3 separate regions of the Homo sapiens genome follow, and all the other regions are linked to region 3. The links are chromatin contacts, found by Hi-C or POLR2A ChIA-PET in ENCODE. All regions are on one chromosome and are shown on one strand. The core of a region is the stretch at or near the end of the contact, and the rest is flanking DNA. Distances in the headings are between cores, read along the strand shown.

Region 1 (3,418 bases), core at 280-2,779, 610 kb after region 3:
TTGTTTTATATTTTTATGATATTTATAATAAAAATATGGCATCCTACTTTTTCCACCAGTTCTCATATTTGCAATTTTTCCTCTTTGGACTGGCTGATCTCTGAGCACCCTTCTAACTCTAAAATTAAACTGGTAATTAGAACACTGCCTTCCACATAGCTGTTTCAACGACTAGATAAACAATCATTTTGAACTATTAAATAAAGAGATTTCAAAGAATACTGGGTATGATAGGCACAGATAACAAATACTAAACGATTTAAAATTTTGGTCACATAAAAATACATACATACCATTCGGAGATGTTTACTCGGCCAGTAAATGTATAATTAACTCCTACTAAAGGATGAGGCACCTGTGGCTATTCCATAAATACTGATGTGAAGATGATTAAAGTAATATCGTCTTACAGTACGTCGCCTGAGTCAGAACCAAATAAATCAATACATAAATACTTTTGGGAAAAATCAAAACCATGGAAAAATGTTACCTTCCCAACAATCTATTTTACAGAGACCCATAGTTTATAACAGCTTTTATGCTGTGTGCATCAAGATCATCTATTACACGAAAAATGATTCCACCCCCTCTACTGGCAACGCCCCAGCATCGCGGGTGAGCTGCCAGGATGGACTCCCCGCTTTCCCCTCTCCGTCTTCCTTAGAGCATCAGGTATCTGACCACTGACATCACCTGGGCACCTGACCAGCTGACGCGCGTTTCCAGGAGCCATATCTGTGCCGTGGGGTCGGGTTGCCGGCCTAAGGAGCAGGATCTGTGCGCGGAGCCCCTCGCGGGCCCGTGCATTCTGCAGTTCAGCTCAAACTGCACATTTACTATGTTTTGTTTTTATCCATCGGTTGCCAATTAGTTTCTAAGGAAGACATTCCCATTACAAAATAATAGCGAAATAAAAATAAGCACCACGTTAAAAAGAGGTCAGCAGGGAAGCACCTGAAGGCTGTTCGGGTGATCCGCCGCCGCCTCTATTAGGAGCGACCTCCACCGCCGAGGGAAATCACCCAAACGAGCCCCAGGCTGCCGCGCTCCTTCACTACAGCGAGCGTGGCCGGGAGGCGCCCTTCCGCCGCAGGGGACCCAGCCACGCCAGAAACCGCTCCTTGCGGGTTTTGCCTGGGGGGAGGCCGGAAGAACCCCGAGCAGGGCCTCGCCTGGAAGAAGGCCGCAGGCAGCGGCCGGGGTCCCCCAGAGAACCGAGGAGGCCAGCAAGGCCCCGAGAAGCCGCGCGCGCGCGCGTGTGGCCGGAGCCTCCCGCCGCGCCCCCGCCTCCCGGCGTCGCCATGGGAACCCGGGATTTGGTCTCCGGGCCTGACCGCCGCCTGAGGGGGAATAGGGGCGGACAGGAGGCAGCAGAAGCTTACCGGCGCCGCTCTTCCGCCTCCTCGGGTCGCGTTCGGCCGTACGGTGATCCGTCCCGGCACCCGTTCCGGCCACCGCCCGCGAGCCCCGCGCCGACTCCCGGCCCTCCGGCAGCCAGTGCCCCTCCGCACCAGTGCGTGGAGGTGTCAGGCTCCCGCTGCGGGAGGCGGGAGATTTAAACCGCGCGACCTGGCGTCCGCGTTCGCCCCCCTCGGGCGCCGGCCTGACCCCGCCACCGGCCCGACTCGGGATCGGAGCATCTCTCGGTCTGCTCTTGAATGAACTCGGGGACCCTCTCTATTCCTCCTTTCCCGATTTCCTCTTTACTTAATAAAGTGAAATGACAAACACCAAACCGGTCAGAACATTACGAGGAGCTGAGTGTGAGCTCTCTGAGGCGTGGGGAAGTGGAAGGCATTGGCCCGGGGCCCTCCCGGCTCCCTCCGAGCACCCCCACCCCCGGACCTGCCGGGCCTTCTGGGGCGGCCCCTTAGCACCAGTGCTCCTTAGGCGGAAAGCGTTCGCCCGCTGTATTTAACTCCCGTGTTAAAGGTTTAAAGAGGTCTAAGTTAACAACCGTTCATAACCAATCTCAAATGCACATATCCATATCCATAATGTTTATGATGAATCTTCAAGAGTAAAAGGTAAAACCGGATCCTGAAAGTCTCAGGAAAAAAACAAAAAGGAAGGCAAAACTATTTACTACTAGTAGGAGATAATTTAATAAATTCAAACTTCATTCTTTTTAAAGGTGACTCCAAAACTTAAAAGAACTTTCCTAAAACAGCAGAATACGAATTATTAATTACAACTGCGACACATAGGCTAGCAAAGAATTAAAAGGTTAACACTCGAGGTGATAATTAAAATCTGTATGATGACAAAGATGGGGTGAGTCTAGAATTTATTTTATTTTATTTTATTTGAGACGGAGTCTCGCTCTGTCGCCCAGGCCGGAGTACAGTGGCGCGATCTCGGCTCACTGCAAGCTCCGCCTCCCGGGTTCACGCCATTCTCCTGCCTCAGCCTCCCGAATAGCTGGGACTACAGGCGCCTGCCACCACGCCTGGCTAAGTTTTTTGTATTTTTAGTAGAGTCGGGGTTTCACCGTGTTAGCCAGGATGGTCTCGATCTCCTGACCTCGTGATCCGCCCGCCTCGGCCTCCCAAAGTGCTGAGATTACAGGCATGAGCCACCGCGCCCGGCCGAGGTTCTGGAATATTAACAGTACAAAATACTCACCTTAACCTGGAAATTATACTTTTAGAATAGGAAAAGTGGCAAGCTACAGAGGGTTAATTTGGACTGAAAACATTAAATGTCTTTAGACTTTTACCCTGAGATATTTGGATTTCAAGGAATAGGCAAATACCTGAGATTATGTGCAAAATTTTGTTTGTTTTTTTGAGGAGTCTACAGCTTTCCTCAGAAGGGTAAAAATTAGCGTTTGGCAAACATGAGTGATTGACCTATTTCCTTGGGATGGCTTTCCTGAATCTTACCAAATGAGGCATTTCTCCTAAGGGGCATACTGCTCTCTGGCTGTAACGATCTACCTGCCTGTCTTCCCCATTAGGTGCCGAGCTGCTTCAAAGCTGCTCCTCCCTTACGCATTTCTGCAGCCTTAGCACCTAGCACAGTGCCTAATACAAACTAGGTCCTGAATGAATGTTGAATCCATCAATGAACGAAATGAAACAAAGATAGCTAATTCACAACTGAAGGATACATTATAAAATATCTGAAAAGAACAGATTATCTTTCTCACCAAGGAATAAATAAAGTGGCAAGCGAAATGACTTTCAAATGTTACTATGCCCCATAGTAAAGTTCTTGGGGTATTTTAGAAAATGTTTGTTCCAACAAGATGAAGTTTTAAGTCAAGAGAACAGTAAACTAATATCTTCTTCAGCTCAATCTGAGGCCGACTAAAGTCCTCCAAGGAACACACCTGGAAGTCAGAATAATGGCTACCGGCCGGGCCTGTTGCTTTTATTCACTTAACTGGGTAAAATTACAGAAAGATACACAGTAT
Region 2 (3,626 bases), core at 344-2,843, 830 kb before region 3:
TCCGTGGGCATGGGACCCTCTGAGCCAGGCATGGGATATAATGTCCTGGTGTGCCCTTTGCTAAGACTGTTGGAAAAGCGCAGTACTAGGGTGGGAGTGTCCCGATTTTCCAGGTACCGTCTGTCATGGCTTCCCTTGGCTAGGAAAGGGAATTCTTTGACCCTTTGCACTTCCCAGGTGAGGCGATGCCCTGCCCTGCTTTGGCTCACCCTCCGCGGGCTGCACCCACTGTCCAACAAGCCCCAGTGAGATGAACCGGGTACTTCAGTTGGAAATGCAGAAATCACCTGTCTTCTGCGTCACTCACGCTGGAAGCTGTAGACTGGTGCTGTTCCTATTTGGCCATCTTGGAACCCCTCCCTGTCTAGTATTTCTTAAATTTCTGGCTCAACAGCCAACTGTGTACCCAGAATGACTACCACGTTTAAGTATGGAGTAGATGCGGTCTGAAGATACCTCTGAGTAATCTTCACATAGAAGGACATAAGGACTAAGAAACTGTGCTCCTGCTAATAAAGTTTCAAGTGCCATAGAGCTGGGATTATCAAGAGTGATGATTCCTAAAGCTCATTCCTTCATGGGTCTGAGGAAGGTTTGCTAATAACAAAAAAGTCTTAACTATACTTAGCATCTTTCTCCATAGCAGTGTGGCTATACATTTCCTATTGCTACTACAACAAATTACCACAAACTTAGTGGCTTAAAACAACACCAATTTATGATCTTACAGTTCTGGAGGTCAGAAAAATGAAAAGTGTCAATGGACCAAAAGCAAGGTGTTAGAAGAGTTATGCCCCCTCCCTCTGGAGGCTCCAGGGAAAAATCATTCCCTTGTCTTTCCTAGCTTTTAGAGTTGTATTACTTGGCTCAGGGTTTCTTCCACCATCTTCTATGCCAGCTGCGTAGCATCTTCAAGTTTCTCTCTGCTTCTACTGTTACACTGTCTTCTTCTGCTGTCAAGTCTCCTTTGCCTCACTCCTATAAGGACACCTGTGATTACATTTAAGGTAAAACTGGATAATCCAGCATAATCTTCCGTCTCAAGATCCTTAATGTAGCCATGTCTGCAAAGTCCTTTTGGCATATAAGGTAATATTCACAGGATCCAGGGATCAAGAACTGCATATCTTTGAGGGCCAGTATTCAGCCTACCTCAGTGGTTAAGAATGTGGATTCTGGAACTAGAGTGCCTAAATTTGAACTCCAGCCCCACCACTTACTGGTTGGGTGATCTTGGACAAATTACTTGACCTCATTTTTTCATCTGTTAAGTGGGCCTAATAACAGGATCTACTTTATGGGGACTAAGTGAATTATGACAGGATAATAGTAGCAGCTACCTCAGAGGGTTATTGGGAAATAACATGAGTTAATACATGTAAAGGTCTTAGAATAATGTCTTAGAATATAGTAAATGCTATGCAAGTACTGGTTATTATTAGTATTTCTATCACCAAAGTACTATTTTATAATTATTATTATTGTTATTGTACCTTACACAATGTTGGGCACAATCTACGGCCTACTCTCAATTGCTTGATAGCATCTTCTTTCAACCTAAGAAAGAATTTACTTCCTGCCTTCTGATGAGTGACGTTAGCTTAGTGTGATTAATCATTCTCTTCCTGTCTCTTGGATGCATGAATAAACCAAAAGCTTACACAGAGTCCTAAATGCAGTAGAAACTAAACTTTGGCAAACACAAATGACACATTTTCAGTGCCTTTCCTAGTCTGTGCACACGTATTCTGTGCACTTTTTTCAGGGCCATCTACTTTCTTTGCCGGATCTTTATTCAACCTTTTTAGGAACAACTTCACTGCTTTTCTTTATAAAACAACCAATCAGGCATGTATCATTTAACAAGAAGCCAGCCTTTGTAATCCATGCACATTAAGAAGAAGAAAATAAAGCAAAATAATCAAGTAACTTATTTTAAGAAGGATGAGACTTAAAAAGAACAACCAAAACATGTCATTGACATAAATATTGCTGGCAGGACACAACATGGCTAATGACTTAGATAGTTTAGCCCAGCCACAGAACTAATTGGTCAACAGTGAATGCCTAAATATAGGCCCTGTGCCTAAAAAATATCTTGCTACTTCCTTAAAACAGGATACTCTGGCCAAAACAGCCTTATTGAGAAGGCTAAAACAACTCTGGGAAAGTTCACCTCTGCTGGGCGTAGAGCCTGGGATTGCAAAAAATGTAATTATTTAGTGAAACATTTACACTGGAAATATATTCAAAATTTTTATTTTATAAGCAATACTTTGGGGATTAATTTGAAACACATGTGGGCTGCTGAAATGCATGCAGGAACAGTGCCAATCACCAATTCAGCAATAGCTCTCTTAGGCAGTGGCAACCTAATCCAGACAAAAGATAAGCTAATTTAAAAAATGATAATTTACCTTGTCCTCATAAAATAATATATTTTTGACAAAGACAGAGACTCACTAATTTTAATGTATCTGGCTACACTACAGATAAAGTTTACCAAAAAACCACAGTAATTTACAAACCAGATATTAAACCACTTAAAGACTCTATCATGGCTTCAGTGCTAAGAGCTGAAAAAAAGGCGGGAGGAGCATCACCAGCAAAACCCAGCCTGGACAGTAAGCAGCAGACCTCAGGAAGGCAGAGGCCACATATCACTATCCAGCTGCACCGATGCCGCGGGAAAGCTACACTGGCTACATTCAGCACAGCTGTTCTATTAGCATTTATAAAGTTGACCCTGAGGAAATAGGATTTGTGACCAGCAAATATTTTGTCCCTCTTTTTAACTGCCATTTGACTTAAAGATAAGTAGGGTGTCAGAATATGAAATACATGGAGGTCGCTCTACTTACAAACAGGCTGAATTCCAAAAGGCTGTTAAATCCATTCGTTTAAACGTCCAAAACCGTGTGTGAGATTTAGGTTTATGGGGTCAGTATTTCCTCCTAGTTGAATATTTTGGGCATTTTAAAAACTGCCCTGTTTGTTTATAATGAATATCTGCCGAGGCAGGCAACCCCTCCCTGACACAATCTTCACTAACAGGAAAAGGGCGGTAACCTCTGGCAGCTAAGGAATCCCTATTAGAGCTTCACCTGCAGATAAGAAAAGGCCTTGAACCCATGGTGTCAACCGCGGTTTTTGATAAGTTTCCACAGCAGCACTTTAATTCACCATGCTTAAAGTTCTTGAACTCCTAACCTTCACCTTTGACTGAACAGGCATTCCACTTTAACAACAATCCTCTGCCAAAACCATTTCAGTCAGTCACATTTCTTCGCCTCTGGCTGATTGTCAGCTGCATGGGTACATCTTTTGTCACACATCATGGGACTGCCCTTCATAATCATTCTTTTTTTTTTTTGAGACCGAGTCTCGCTCTTTTGCCCAGGCCGGACTGCAGTGGCGCTATCTCGGCTCACTGCAACCTCCGCCTCCCGGGTTCACGCCATTCTCCTGCCTCAGCCTCCTGAGTAGCTGGGACTACAGGCGTCCGCCACCGCGCCCGGCTAATTTTTTGTATTTTTAGTAGAGACGGGGTTTCACCGTGTTAGCCAGGATGGTCTTGATCTCTTGACCTCGTGATCCGCCCACCTCAGCCTCCCAAAGTGCTGGGA
Region 3 (3,459 bases), core at 2-2,501:
TGGCACTAGCTGGCATTTCAAATTCTAGATGCCTGAGGCAGACTGGCACCGAAACAGCTCCTCGTTTCTCTCAAAGTGAACATATAATTCATAGAGGGTTAACAAAATAATATCGTGAAGTTTTTCCCCTTTAAATCTCTAGCGGTGGCGGGGCGCGGTGGCTCACGCCTGTAATCCCAGCACTTTGGGAGGCCGAGGTGGGAGGATCCCTTGAGGTCAAGAGTCCGAGACCAGCCTGGGCAACATCGTGAAACCCTGTCTCTACAAAAAATTAGCTGGGTGTGGTGGCACAGGCCTGTAGTCCCAGCTGCTCCGGAGGGTGAAGTGGGAGGATCGCTTGAGCCTGGGAGTTGGAGGTTGCAGTGAGCCGTGATAGTGCCACTGCACTCCAGCTTGGGCAACAGCCAGACTGTCTCAAAAAAAAAAAAAAAAAAAAAAAAAAAAAAAAAAAAGGCCGGGCCTAGTGGGTCACGCCTGTAATCCCAGCACTTTGGGAGGCCGAGGCGGGCGTATCACGAGGTCAAGAGATCGAGACTATCCTGGCCAACATGCTGAAACCCCATCTCTACTAAAAATACAAAAATTAGCTGGGCGTGGTGGTGTGTGCCTCTAGTCCCAGCTACTGGGGAGGCTGAGGCAGGAGAATTTCTTTTTTTTTTTTTTTTTTTGAGACGGAGTCTCGCTCTGTCGCCCAGGCTGGAGTGCAGTGGCAGGATCTTGGTTCACTGCAAGCTCCGCCCCCTGGGTTCAGGCCATTCTCCTGCCTCAGCCTCCCGAGTAGCTGGGACTACAGGCGCCTGCAACCACACCCGGCTAATTTTTTGTATTTTTAGTAGAGACGGAGTTTCACCGTGTTAGCCAGGATGGTCTCGATCGATCTCCTGACCTTGTGATCCGCCCGCCTCGGCCTCCCAAAGTGCTGGGATTACAGGCGTGAGCCACTGCGCCCGGCTAGGAGAATTTCTTGAACCCGGGAGGCGGAGGTTGCAGTAAGCCGAGATCACACCACTGCACTCCAGCCTGGGTTACAGAGCGAGACTCCGTCTCCAAAAAAGAAAAAAAGAAAAAAGAAAAAAAGGCGCAAAGGCTCCGTTCAGGCCCTAGATCCCGCGATACAAACTTTCTCGGCCCGCCCCAGCCCGCTGTGGCGGGAACATTCTGGAAGTGACGGCAATCTCTGCGGCAGTCTTCTGTCGGAAGTGACGTTGCTATCCCAGAATCCTCAGAGAAGGAGTAGCGCGTTCGTGCGTCCTAGTTCCAGTACAGCGTGGAGGGTTTAGGCAGCGTGTTCTGATTCTTTGCGGGACGGCGAGCGCATTTGTGCTTTGCCCGCCGCGGCCTAGGAGGCCTTTTGAGGCCGCGTAGTCGGTGTTTTTGAACTGACTCTACAGCTTCTGGCAGGCCGTGCGGCGCCCTGACCCGGCCTCACCATGTTGGTGCTGTTTGAAACGTCTGTGGGTTACGCCATCTTTAAGGTAGGTGGGAGAGCGAGCCGTTAAAGGGGGAAGGCGGATGCTGGACAGACGAGGAGAGGGAAAGACTTAAGCACGGAACTACTCAGAGTAGCGTGGGTGCCTGTTATAGCCCGGGCTCTGGGAGGAGGGAGAAGGCCTTTACACCTGAGAGCCATGTTACGTGTAACACGTGGCCCCGCCGTTTGGGGAGACCCGTTCTGCATTAGAGGATTTTATTTCCTCCCGTTGAAGGGGTGGGCAGGAGGCGTGTTAGAATTTAACAGATTATAGGGAATTCGGACTTTATTCTAGATGTTTTGAGGAATGATCGAAAGATTTTTTTTTTTTTTGAGATGGAGTTTCGCTCTTGTTGCCCATGCTGGAGTGCAGTGGCGCAATCTTGGCTCACTGCAACCTCCGTCTCCCGGGTTCAAGCGATTCTCCTGCCTTGGCCTCCCGAGTAGCTGGGATTACAGGCCTCCATCCACCACCACGCCTGGCTAGTTGTTTTTGTTTGTTTGTTTGCTTTTAGTAGAGACGGGGTTTCACCATGTTGGCCAGGCTGGTCTTGAACTCCTGACCTCAAGCGATCCACCTGCCTCGGCCTCCCAAAGTGCTGGGATTACAGGCGTGAGCCACCGTGCTCGGCCAATCGAAAGGATTTAAGCAGAGGAATGACCTGCTAATTTGTCTTAATACGGTTACTCTGCTGTGTGGAGATTAGACTCGAGGAGATAAGAACGGCAGCAAGAATACTTTTGCATTCATTTGGACAAGATGAAATTGCCTGGTATGGAGAGAAACAAATATCGATAGAAATTGTGAAGGTAGAACAGGAAGGACTGGCTAATAGATTGAATGTGGGGTTTTGGTTTAAATAAGATGTTAAGAAAGTTTCTTGGGGAAGGACTAAAGATTTCCGGTTTGGGCTGTGCGAAGCTTGCGTTGTCTATTAGACCTGATAATGCAGTTGTGTAGATCGGGCAGTTCAGTATTTCAGATTTGAAGCTTAGGGGAAAACATCTGGGCTGGTGATGTCAGTTTGAGGTTTGGTTGTTTTCGTGGGGAAAGTTTGACAAGTTCGTCAGCACTGAAATGGTTGAATGGTAAGACATTCGTATCGCAAGATGCTGTTGAGATGTTAGGAAGAATGAGTGAGATTGAGTGCCTTTTCTTGTGCGGTGCAACTCTTCTGAGGTCTGTGAATATAGCAATGAAAAATAAAGTTTTTATGTATATTCTACATATATATATGTTGGTAGAAAGCAAAAACGCTAGGTAAAAATAAATGTAATACAATTTTAGCTATGAACCAAAAAACCATTTGTGGTGTGGATGCAAGAAAGTCTGGATGGGTGCAGAGTTCTCCATGTTTCACTTCTGACATTTGAAAATACGCAGTTTGCATTTGATACGTCAAATGTTATTTTTAAGAAAACCAATAAAATCATTAAAACCGAAAAGGCAGTTTTGCTTGTTTTTACCTTAGTTGGAGTTATCTGCAATTGCCGTATTAGTGTTTTAAGGAACTTGTAAGTAAGCTCCTTAGTCCCCTTTAGAGCTACGAAACATGTCAATTTTACTTTTCTCCAGCTTTTTGGAATCTTATCTAAATTACCATGTAGAGTTCTGCATAGCTTCAAATTCTCTTAGCCAATGTGGTCTGTAAGTGTCTATCGATGAATTTCACCGTTAATTGCCGTAGTATACTGTCCTGTACCGGATGTGAAGAGGAGCAACTCTGCACAGTGCACTGGTTGTCTCCCATGGTAGGAAGGAATTGGCTTATCAATGGTCGGATTTCTAGACCTGGGTCCTAAAATACTCAACCGTGTCTCGATGAATTACTGATTTCTATTAATGAAAAGTGTCCTCCTCCATGAAAATGTCTTTGAGTATTCCGTTGGAGTTTGCAGTGCTATTTATCTGCAAGTTACTGTTCAAAATGATTAAATTGTGGTTTATGTAACCTAGTACTAAAGAAATAACTAGTTAAGCTCGAATA

The links. Hi-C counts contacts between places; a loop is a spot of excess contacts on that map. ChIA-PET counts read pairs that join two places held with the same protein, here RNA polymerase II (POLR2A). Pooled maps may share reads with other maps.
Region 1: a pooled map shows a loop between it and region 3 (4-fold over the local background). The contact joins the promoter of ICA1L here to the promoter of NOP58 in region 3. A Hi-C loop is called at or near these places in 2 of 168 maps with a recorded cell type or tissue (chondrocyte and mammary epithelial cell) and 8 of 50 pooled maps. POLR2A ChIA-PET finds 5 or more read pairs at or near these places in 2 of 52 experiments (Panc1 and activated CD4-positive, alpha-beta T cell).
Region 2: a pooled map shows a loop between it and region 3 (7-fold over the local background). The contact joins the enhancer-like site here to the promoter of NOP58 in region 3. A Hi-C loop is called at or near these places in 4 of 50 pooled maps. POLR2A ChIA-PET finds 5 or more read pairs at or near these places in 2 of 52 experiments (activated T-cell and naive thymus-derived CD4-positive, alpha-beta T cell).

Annotation. Positions count from the first base shown.
Region 1 is chr2:202,870,237-202,873,654 of GRCh38, forward strand. It overlaps ICA1L (islet cell autoantigen 1 like), which reads right to left and starts at 1,530. Exons shown (of 13, transcript NM_001288622.3): 1 at 1,383-1,530. RefSeq lists silencers at 1,073-1,562, 1,603-1,652, 1,713-1,842.
Region 2 is chr2:201,430,603-201,434,228 of GRCh38, forward strand. All of the region lies in intron 1 of TRAK2 (trafficking kinesin protein 2), which reads right to left. Among named protein-coding and RNA genes, the nearest start is that of TRAK2, 19 kb to the right of the region's middle. Within about 2 kb of position 1,594, at least 15 of the 41 ENCODE cell types and tissues checked have a DNase peak (open chromatin) inside an H3K27ac peak, as active enhancers do.
Region 3 is chr2:202,264,512-202,267,970 of GRCh38, forward strand. It overlaps NOP58 (NOP58 ribonucleoprotein), which reads left to right and starts at 1,252. Exons shown (of 15, transcript NM_015934.5): 1 at 1,252-1,475. The coding sequence starts at 1,431.